Regions from separate parts of the Homo sapiens genome. Here region 2 is linked to region 1. A link is an interaction called in ENCODE POLR2A ChIA-PET data of the cell type or tissue named here. Cell type or tissue: MCF 10A. All regions are shown on one strand. Links, peaks and the distances in the headings refer to the core of each region. The heading gives the core; the rest is flanking DNA. Region 1 has its middle 19 kb from the start of LINC00570. Region 2 overlaps CIMIP5 (ciliary microtubule inner protein 5).

The links. Peaks named below come from ENCODE experiments on the same cell type or tissue, not always from the same donor. Only the 100,000 strongest peaks of a DNase experiment are listed, where the experiment ranks them.
Region 2: POLR2A ChIA-PET joins it to region 1 with 5 read pairs; 4 of 35 experiments call an interaction of 5 or more read pairs at or near these places.

The regions. Positions count from the first base shown.
Region 1 is chr2:11,372,056-11,377,427 of GRCh38, reverse strand. No RefSeq gene overlaps it. Among named protein-coding and RNA genes, the nearest start is that of LINC00570, 19 kb to the left of the region's middle. RefSeq lists an enhancer at 1,125-1,683. In MCF 10A, for the core only: no CTCF peak of the experiment used is centred there; a DNase peak (open chromatin) is centred at 2,577.
Region 2 is chr2:11,146,523-11,151,894 of GRCh38, reverse strand. It overlaps CIMIP5 (ciliary microtubule inner protein 5), which reads right to left. Exons shown (of 3, transcript NM_001371321.1): 3 at 578-5,372. Among named protein-coding and RNA genes, the nearest start is that of SLC66A3, 6.3 kb to the left of the region's middle. In MCF 10A, for the core only: no CTCF peak of the experiment used is centred there; a DNase peak (open chromatin) is centred at 2,474.

The sequences.
Region 1 (5,372 bases), core at 122-5,121:
CTTAAACTGCTGGACTCAAGCCACTCTCCTGCCTCAGCCTCCCTCGTAGCTGGGACTACAGGCACTCACCACTGCACCTGACTATTTTTTAAAAGTTTTTGTAGAGACGGGGTATCATTATGTTGCCCCGGCTGGTCTTGAAGTCCTGGCCTCAAGTGATCCTCCCGCCTGCGCCTCCCAAAGTGCTGGGATTACAGGCATGAGCCACGTGCCCAGTCCCGAGACCTTCATTTTTCTAAAAAAATTTTTTAAATATTCTTTTAAAGTAAATGTCCTGTGGCATCCGGCCAGCTACAGTTGCACTGAAAAGAAACACAAGATGTACCTGCCTCTCCCCAGAGGCTCTGGTTGCACGGAGGTTCAGGGGAAGGCAGACAGGGAGGAGGGGCTGCTGTTGACCTGCGTTCCCTGCTCTGATCTCTCGCTTATTCCTTTGCAAATCTCTTCTGAGCCATTGCGCCATCTGAGCTTCATAACGGCCTTGTGAAGAGAAACCATGAGATACAGAACAAAAGCAAAGGCTTCCTGTAGAGAAGCCATAGGGCTTTGAGATAAAACTGAACCTATTTTTTACCAAGGTTTATTGTTTCTCTTTCTCAAGTACTGTACCATTGTTTTTTAATAACAGCTTTATTAAGCTATAGTTCACATACTATAAAATGTCCCCCTTTTAAGTTGTACAAGTCAATGGTTTTTAGTGCAGTCACAGAGTTGGATAACCATCACCATTGTCTAATTCTAAAATATTTTTATTACTCTAAAAAGAAATCCTGTACCTATTAGCAGTCACTCTCTACTCCCCGCTTCTCTGGGCCACTTTTTTGAAGGGAACAGCTGATGCCACCTCAGCTCAGGACCAGGGAGGGCCTTTTGTTTTATAAAGAAGTTAATGGGAGCCAAGGGTAGGAGAGGTCTTGGCCTGAGATCCCACTGGAGCTAGTGGCAGGGACAAGGAGAGCGTCCTAGTGAGGTCCACAGCTCAGCACTACAGGGCCTTGGGAGGCTGGTGGGTGAATCAGATCAGTGCCCCCCCAGGGGTACCAGGGAACTTGTTAAAACACAGATTTTGTTGGGGAATTCTGACGAGAGCCTCCAGGTCTGCCAAGCTCTCAGGGGATGCGAGGCGGCATCAGAGAGGCCTTGATGTGAAGTCGAATGACCTCTGGACTCAGAGTCACTCAGATTTGGAGTCAGACAGACCGGGATGTGGACTCAGCATCCCCCAGCATTTGTCACTTCAACGAAGCTCTTTCCATCACAAGAACAAAGTCTCACCCAAAGTAGTTTAAGCAAGAAAGGGAAAGTTACTGGAAGTGTAACTGGGGTGTTCTACTTCAGAGTTTGAAGCCAGGTCTCAGATGGCAATATTTACTTTATGAAGCCAGTGGATTCCCCTTCTAAGTCCAGAAAGCCCCATGTGACAGGCAGTATGGGTGGGGAGGCTGGAAGGAATGGGAGAGCCCAGTCTCACTGCCTTAACCTGGAAAATCCAACTGCCCAGAAGTACCTGGATGCTCACAGGAGCTGCTTTCTAAGTCATGAGGGAAGCACCATAGCTGGCTCCGGCCCTGGCTCTCACACACGATAGCCATCAGCGGCCCCACTGCCCTTCTCCAACGCTGGTTTTGGCTGGGACATACGGAGGGGCTGGCTTTGCCATGTCGGGGCTTGCCCCTGCCTCCCCGTCTAAGTGAGGCTACTCAGGATCTGCCCTCTAGGGACCTTCTGTCTTTGTGTCTCCAGATAGCAGCTGGTAGATTTTTCCAGTAAGTTTTTTTTTTAAAAAATCTTCCAATAGGCTATTGTGTTACATAAATTTAAACCCTAATAGAACATTCTGTTTCAAAAAGATAGAGCAGTAGAATCTCCGGGAACCAAAGGCTTCGAGAGTGACTGGAACAGGGAAGCTGGCAGAACCATCTGTCAGGACTTCTGGGGTCATTGTGTGACAGTTTCATTGACTGCTCTGCAGAGAAGCTTCCTTTGCTTCTGTTTGAGATGACAAGCTCAGCTGCCCAGGCCTGGCCTCACTGGGCTCCCCAGTCAAGGGCCCAACAGAGGCTAAGAAGGGAATCTGGAAGCAAAACTTTCGGAGAGAATATGTTATTGGCTTAGCCTGGGTCACCGGCCCATCGCTGGTCCAATTAACCAAGGCCAGGGTAACGAAGTCACACTGAGTGATCATGGCTGTGGGTGGGATTCGTTCACAAAGTAAAGGGCATAAGTTGGAGAGGCAGATACCCCAAAGCTTGTCTAGAATAGCCCGTTACCTTACACAGAACAAATGCATTGGAGCCATCACTGCGTTTTAAAATATGGATAGTAACAGCCACGCCTCTGAGTTTCCGTGGGCGCGCGTGAGTTGTTGCCTACACAGGGGCTGGTTACCGTTCTTCAGGAAGTGGCCATTTCCAGCCCGTAAGCTCCTCAGGGCCCTGAGAGCCGGGGTAGGGGAGGCAGAGGCTTTGCACGGGCCCTTCACACGCCCAGCTGGAAGGCAGCACCCAGCTCCAGTGCCGTGCGAAGTGGTGCCAAGTCCACACCACACCGTTGGAGAGACGCCAGGCCATTCACAGGTTGTCTCTGAGACACTAACAGTCATAAATACTCAGCTTTGAGATGAGCTTGCCTTGGCCCAGCCCACTATAAATAGGCCTCTTTATTTCCCTGCCTTCACGCTAGGGAGAAAGAACAGCAGAACTGGGGAAGAAGGACATTCCAGAAATGCCACAGAGACCTCAAGAGAGCGCTGCACTGTGTCTGCCTCACACGAGAGAAACGAGCTGCAGGAAGAGACCCAGGGCTCCACGGCCGCTGGATGAGGGGAGGGCCTGTCCTGGCTCTCACAGGGCCCCAGGGGCGAGGGCAGGGGCCAGGCCCTCTGCCCCAGGCCTGTGATCTTTCCACCATGTCAAGTCTACTCGAATTTAACGTGGTGGAATTTTGCTCAGTGTGTCATTCTGAGTGAGCTCCAAAGATGTCAGATTGCCCGCAGATTCGCGGGGGGAGCGGCTGTGTTCATTTTAAACAGACTCATTTTCAAACAAATCGTCTCCATCCAAGTATATCAAGAAGGAAGTCCTGCTTCTAATGGTAGACTTGTTTACTCAATGGGAAAAAATATGTATAACTTTTCAATCCCACAGCTGCTGAGGCATGCACTGGGGACACCAAGTTTCTTTCTCTTTCTTTCTTTCTTTCTTTCTTTCTTTCTTTCTTTCTTTCTTTCTTTCTTTCTTTCTTTCTTTCTTTCTTTTCTTTCTCTTTCTTTCTTTCTTTTCTTTCTTTCTCTTTCTTTCTTTCTTTCCTTCTTTCCTTCTTTCTTTCTTTCTCTCTCTCTCTCTCTCTCTCTCTCTCTTTCTTTCTTTCTTTCTTTCCTTCTTTCTTTCTTTCCTTCTTTCACGAGTCTCACTGTGTCACCCAGGCTGGAGTGCAGTGGTGTGATCTCATCTCACTGCAACCTCCGCCTCCTGGGTTCAAGCAATTCTCATGCCTCAACCTCCTGAGTAGCTTTGATTACAGGCGCGTGCCACCATGTCTGGCTAATTTTTGTATTCTTAGTAGAGATGGGGTTTCCCCATGTTGGCCAGGCTGGTCTGGAACTCCTGACCTCAGGTGATCCACCTGCCTCGGCCTCCCAAAGTGCTGGGATTACAGGCATAAGCCACTGTACCTGGCCATCACCAAGTTTCAAAAGAGAAAAGAGAGGGCCCTCCTGCTGGGGCTTCACCCTCAGTTCCTCCCAATTGACTGGCATCTTGACATGATCTCTTTTGGTTTGAGAAAGTAAAGGTGAAACCTTTGCAGGCACATTTTTTTTCCAATCTGGATGAGTTAAAAACATGTACACAAACACACACACAAACACACAAACACACACCCCAGCCCCTCCACTTAGGAATTCCTAGTGAGTTGTATTTTTTCCGCTTGTTTCCCCTTAATAATCTTCATGTTGATTTGTGCCTGCTGACACCATTTGTGTGCAAGGTTTAGGTCGGGAACAGCTCTTCCCAGTACCACTGTTTCGTTTCTTTCCAATCACAGACAGTAGGGTCAGAGGTTAGGGCTGGAGGTAGAAAAAGGAGGCCACAGTTTATGTGTGCCTGTGTCACCTATTTTGGGCATGGGACTTCTGAGTCACCACCTAAATTAAACACAGGTGTTCTTAGCAGCCCAGCCTGCCCAGCGATGTTGCTAGGAGCCTTCGAGGGGGAGACTGTCCTCTCAAGAGCATTGAAACTGGCAGAAAAGCACTTTTAAGATAAGGCCCCCAAAGTGACATCTTGGTAAGGAATGAATTTTGGTCATTCCTTGGCAAGGTCTGGTTTCAAATCTTGGTCTCAGAACCTTCTATTCTCTGATATAGACGGCAGCTCACTTATCTCAATTTTGTAACCTGTAAGATGGTTCTCTAATTCATAAATCGCAAGGTTGTTATATAAATGGAAGACAGTGACCGTTAAATGCCCACACACAGTAGGTGCTTAGCAGATGGTATGTGCCATTATTGGCATCCATTCTGGAATTAAGCTTTGTGTTCATTGTGTTTTCCACCCTCAGACCCTCAACCTAAGCTCTTGGATGGCAAGGGCTGATCTACTCACGTTTGAAATTCTCAAAGAACAGGAAGGTGTGTAGCTAGCTGTCAGCAAATCCTTGTGGGTGAACCCACCAGCACTTGGGCCTCCCTCTGCCACCCAAACCCTATCTTGACACACACACCTTAGAGGACTGTGCTTCCAGATGTCCCCTCACACACGTCAATGGTGATGGTCGGTAGAGTAAGAGATAGACACTTGGCAAGAAGCAGAAACCTAGAAAAGCACAGCATATTTTGGTTTAAGTGGCAAAGGCATCAATGAAGAGGACAGCCTGGGGACGGTCGAATTCTCAGAAAGCTGTCAAAGGTGAGAACTGCAGAGTCTCCAAGGCAAGGTCATTGGGAGGGCAGGGGCTGCAGAGGTCTGGGTGCAAGTGTGTCTGTGGGCATGGAAGGGTAAGACCATTCCCATTTATTGATGAAATACCACTGAGGGTCTTCTATGTGCCAGGTGCAGGGCTGGGTGCTGCAGATGCAATGGAGAATGAGACACAGCCAATGGAAACAGAGACAAAGAAGAGGTCATGGCAAGAGTCTGTGTGGCACCAGGAGCGGGTACACAATGCTCAGAGAGCACACAGGAGGTTGGGGAGAGGTGCTGGGCAGTGACAGCCCTCCTGGGACCTGAGGATTGAGAAAAGGAGTCAGCCTGGCCACAGGAGGAAGAACATTCTGAACAAAGAGGATTGCACTTTAAAAGGCTGAGCGTACTTGGTTTGCATGTGGAAGTCGAAGCTTACAGAAGCCTGTGGTTCTAGGGGCTGGCACTGGG
Region 2 (5,372 bases), core at 153-5,152, 230 kb after region 1:
TGGGAGGCTGAGGCGTGCAGATCACCTGAGGTCAGGAGTAAGAGACCAGCCTGGCCAACATGGCCAAACCCCGTCTCTACTAAAAACAAAAATTAGCCAGGCATGGTGATTTGTGCCTATAATCCCAGCTACTCTGGTGGCTGAGGCAGGAGAATCACTTGAATCCAGGAGGCACAGGTTGCACTGGGCCGAGATCGTGCCACTGCACTCCAGACAGAGTGGGTGACAGAGCGAGACTCCGTCTAAAACCAAACCAAACCAAACCAAAAACAAAAACACTTCCATCCCCGAATGCTCTGCTCAGGGAGACTGATTTGAGTAATAATTAAGCTCCAATCTCCCGCACAGCTGGCTCTGTGTGAATTGCTCTTTCCCCTGTCTTGATAAATGGGGTCTGTCTAGGCAGCGGGCAAGGTGAGCCCTTTAGGTGGTTACACCTTCACGTGGGAACATGGAATTGAGCAGAAACTGATTCCATGCCTCCCCCACCCTCACCCCCTGACTCTCTTCAACAGAGGAGATCTGAACTCGAGAGCCATTGGTGGTGGCAGTAAACCCAAAATATCTGAGACAGGTCTCAAGCAATTTAAAAGTTTATTTTGCCAACAGGTCCTGACGACACGTCCCCAAGGTGGCTGGGGTACAGCTTGCTTTTGTGCATTTTAGGGAGACCTGAGACATCAATTAATATATGTAAGATATACTTTGGTTCCATCCAGTAACACAGGACAACTCGAAGAGGGGGGCTTCCAGGTCATAGGTAGATAAGAGACAAAAGCTTGCATTCTTTTGAGTCCTTGATCAGCCTTTCAGTGAATTCACAATCTAGTCTGGCTCAGTGAATCTTCATTTTTACATACACAGTAGGTCTGAGGAAGCAATCAGATAAGCATTTCTCTCAGGTGAGCAGAGGAATGATTTTCTGTCCTGCACCTGTTAAGATCAGCTATCAGTTTACATTGCCAGGATGAATTCAACAGAAATGTTTCAGGGTAAAGTTTTGTTTTTTGTTTTTTTTTTTAATTCTTGGCATGATCCTGAGTAGGGTAAAGATCTTGAGGCCCACAAGGAATTTCCTTGTGGGCAAATTGTGAGGGAGGCATGTAGCTGTTTTATCTTTATAGCCATCTTATTCAGGAATTAAAATGGGAGGCAGGTTCCCAGCTTGACTTTTCCCTTAGCTTAGTGATTTTGGAGTTGAGATTTATTTTTCTTTCACAGTGGCCATTCCCCCACCTTCATTAAAAAAAAAAATTCCTAAACCACCGGGCACGGTGGCTCACACCTGTAATCCCAGCACTTTGGGAGGCTGAGGCTGGCAGATCACCTGAGGTCAAGAGTTCAAGACCAGCCTGGCCAATGTGGTGAAACCCTGTCTCTACAAAAATACAAAAATTAGCCGGGCATGGTGGCAGGTGCATGTCATCCCAGCTACTCGGGAGGCTGAGGCAGGAGAATTGCTTGAACCTGGGAAGCGGAGGCTGCAGTGAGCCAAGATGGCACCACTGCACTCCAGCCTGGGTGATAGAGCGAGACTCCATCTCAAAAAAAAAAGAAAAAAAATCCTAAACACAAATTTTTCGTTAAGCCACTTGCAAGTTTGTTATATACATCATGGGACTTTTCAGCAAACACCTCCTAAGAACAAGGGCTTTCGGCTGGGCACAGTGGCTCACGCCTGTAATCCCAGCACTTTGGGAGGTTGAGGCGAGTGGATCACGAGGTTCGAGACCAGCCCGGCCAGAATGGTGAAACCCCGTCTCTACTAAAGATACAAAAAATTAGCTGGGCATGGTGGCACGCACCCGTAATCCCAGCTACTCGGGAGGCTGAGGCAGGAGAATCGCTTGAACCCGGGAGGTGGAGGTTTGCAGTGAGCCAAGATTGTGCCATTGTACTCCAACCTGGGCAATGGGGTGAGACGCCGTCTCAAAAACAAACAAACAAAAAGAACAAGGACTTTCTTCTACAGAGCCTCAATGGACTCACCACACTCTGCACTTTCTCACTGATACAATGGTGTTAGCTAACATTTAGTCTGCAAAGTGTCCTTTAGAGCTGCTTTTGCTTTCACCCAGGATCCAGTCAAGGATCACGGGCTGAATCACTTCTTCAGCCTTTCTTTGTCTTTTATGACATTGACTTTTTTTATTTTTATTTTATTTTAATTAATTAATTAATTTTTTTTGAGATAGGGTCTCATTCTGTCACCCAGGCTGGAAGGCAGTGATCAGATCATAAATCACTGCAGCCTTGACTTCCTGGGCTCAGGTGATTCTCCCATCTCAGCCTCCCAAGTAGCTGGGACTATAGGCCTGCATCACCACACCTGGCTAATTTTTTGTATTTTTAGCAGAGATGCGGTTTCAGCATGTTGTACAGGCTGGTCTCAAACTCCTGAGCTCAAGCGATACTTTTACCTCGGCCTCCCAAAGTGCCGGCATTATGGGCGTGAGTCACAGCGCCTGGCAGACATTGACATTTTTGAAGAATCAAGGCCAACTCTTTGGCAGAATATTTCTCAATTTGGGTTTGCCAGGAGTTTCTTCCTGATTATATTCTAGTTACTTTTTTTTTTTTTGGCAAGAGTGCTTCCTAGGTAAGTAGGTAGCGTTGTCCTCAGTGAACCACACCAGGGGAGCACGGTGTCAGCTGTCCTGTTATTGGTGAGGTTTGGCTTAATAGTTTGGTTAAGGCAGTATCTTCTAGATTTCAGCATTTACCGTTCTCTAAGAATCTTTCACTCAGTCGTTTTAGTGTCTTTTATTGATTCTTGCCTAAGTCAGTTATTGCTGAGTCATTAAATGCTGATTTTTCTGTTATCATTTATTCTGCATTCTTCAATAGAAAAGAGTTTTCATGGCCAGGCGCAGTGGCTCATGTCTGTAATCCCAGCACTTTGGGAGGCCGAGGCGGGCGGATCACCTGCGGTCAGGAGTTCGAGACCAGCTTGGCCAACATGGTGAACCCCCGTCTCTACTAAAAATACAAAAATTAGCCAGGCATGGTGGCGGGTGCCTGTAATCCTAGCTACTTGGAGGCCGAGGCAGGAGAATCGCTTGAACCCAGGAGGCGAAGGTTGCAGTGAGCGAGATCGCACTATCGCACTCCAGCCTGGGGGACGAGAGCGAGACTTCATCTCAAAAAAAAAAAAAAAAAAAAGAGTTTTCATTAGTACTTAAAATTTAAAAAAATTATTGGTATGAACCCATGGATTATTTGTTATTGTTATTATTATTAATGTTATTTGGTGGGGCTTGTGGCACTGGCTGGGGGTGGGCATGGGCGTGGTCAGGGTGGCCTATTACTGTTCTTCATTTCGATGCTCATATTGTCCCAAATTTAGGCTGGTCCTTGTATCCCTTTTCCATATTTTCATCACTTTTTGAATTTTTCTTAGTTTCTGGCACAGGAAGTTGCTCCAGGCTCGCCTTGTACTTTCCGTGGATAGAAGTCATTTTTTATCATGTGGAAAGTTGGCTGGGCGCAGTGGCTCATGCCTGTAATCCCAGCACTTTGGGAGGCCGAGGCAGGTGGATCACCTGAGGTCGGGAGTTTGAGAACAGCCTGACCAACATGGAGAAACCATGTCTCTACTAAAAATGCAAAATTAGCCGGGTGTGGTGGTGCATGCTTGTAATCCCAGCTACTCAGGAGGCTGAGGCAGGAGAATCGCTTGAACCTGGTAGGCGGAGGTTGTGGTGAGCTGAGATCGTACCATTGCACTCCAGCTTGGGCGACAAGCTGGCGAAACTCCATCTCAAAAAAAAAAAAAATGTGAAGCAAGCATCCCTCCAGGCTTGCTATGGCTCTCAGGTCTTGATTCTTCCTTTCCTGAAGCCCTGCTGTCTCCTGGCCCTTGGTCTCCAAGTGCCCATCTCTTTATAGGTAATGCCCCCATTTCCTTTTGCTGGCACTGACCCTGCAGGCTTGGTGCCCACTTCTTCATGACCTCCTGGCCCATCCACCCTCCCTTGTTCTGGCCCAAACGAGCTGAAAGGCTGGCCTTGGGACTTCACTGCAGATGCCCCTCTGTCCTGGTTTTCTGGGCTCCCAGTGGGTGAGATGGGGAAGGTTAGAAGCAGGCGTCTTCTTGAAAAGAAGGCAGATGTGGCAAGGAGCAGAGGGTGGGTGGGGCTGGTTGTGAGGGATTTGGCGTGATGACAGGTCATTGCAGAGTACAGAAAGCAGTTCTGCATGCAGAAGCCATCAGTGTGCCTGCACAGTTCTGTTGGGCCCTTGCACCCTTGTGATGTGCCATGAGAAAAACATGCCCCAGGAGGCTTTCAGTCCAAGAGAATGAGAGACATGCACAAAAAACTTGAACCTAACCTGAAGTGTGGAGGCAAGTCTAGCCAAGCCCAGCCAAAATCAGCTGAGCCCCAGCTACATGCAGACCTGTGAGCAAGGAAGGGGGTGTTTTGTTACACAGCATTATCACAGCTGACTAATGCACTCTGTAAAAGAACTCAAACCCCTTTCTTCTTCAGTACTCCCTGAATGCTCAAAGAAGAGAATCCTGGAGCTGGAGATGCCCTTAAATCTGTCTTCTTCCCTCCCGCGCCATTTTATAACTGTGGAGACTGAGGCCTGGAGCGGGGAAGGCAGCATGGAGAAGTCACACATGAGATGGATCCTGGCTCTTCACTAGTTGTGAGACCCTGACCAGATTGAATGAAGTGTTCGGCTTAGTTTCCAAACCTCTCAAATGGTGACAATTCTAATACGTGCAAAAGACACAATGTGGGTAATGTGCCAAGCCCAGAGTCTGTGCTTATAGGTTGCATTGTCTGTAAGTGGCTGTGCTTCCAGGAGTGGCAGAACCGGCGCTGGTCCCTGGCCCTCCTCACTGCCCTCCAGGGCACTCAGTGATTCTCTCCCCTCTGCACAGGCCTGACCACTTGCAGCCATCCTTAACCTTGACTTTTCTTGTGCCTCTCCCTCCCTCAAATGGAAATCTTCTTTATTTTGAGTGTGAGAATAATATAAGGCAGGCTCAGGGCAAAAACGTAGATTGGGTCTTTAAGGAGCCTCCAGCATCTTTGTACCCACCCAGCCTAAGGACGAGCACTTGACCTTCATGGGATGCAGCCAGGATGTGACCAGGACCCCTGGCTGTCCTGGCCACTGACCTTTACCCAGCTGATGATCTCAGAGTGGAGAGGGAGCCCAGCTTCCATGTCAGACACTGAGAAAGAAGGCGGTGGCCTCCAGATCCAAGTAGGAAGGGTTGGGCCTCTTCCTGGCCAAGTCACACTGGGCCTGGTCTGCTCCATCACACAGTCGCTCAGGGCCAGGGTATGGCATGAAACACAGGGGCTGTTGCATGGAAATAACGTGTCCTGTCCTGTGTAACTCCTGGAAACACCGAT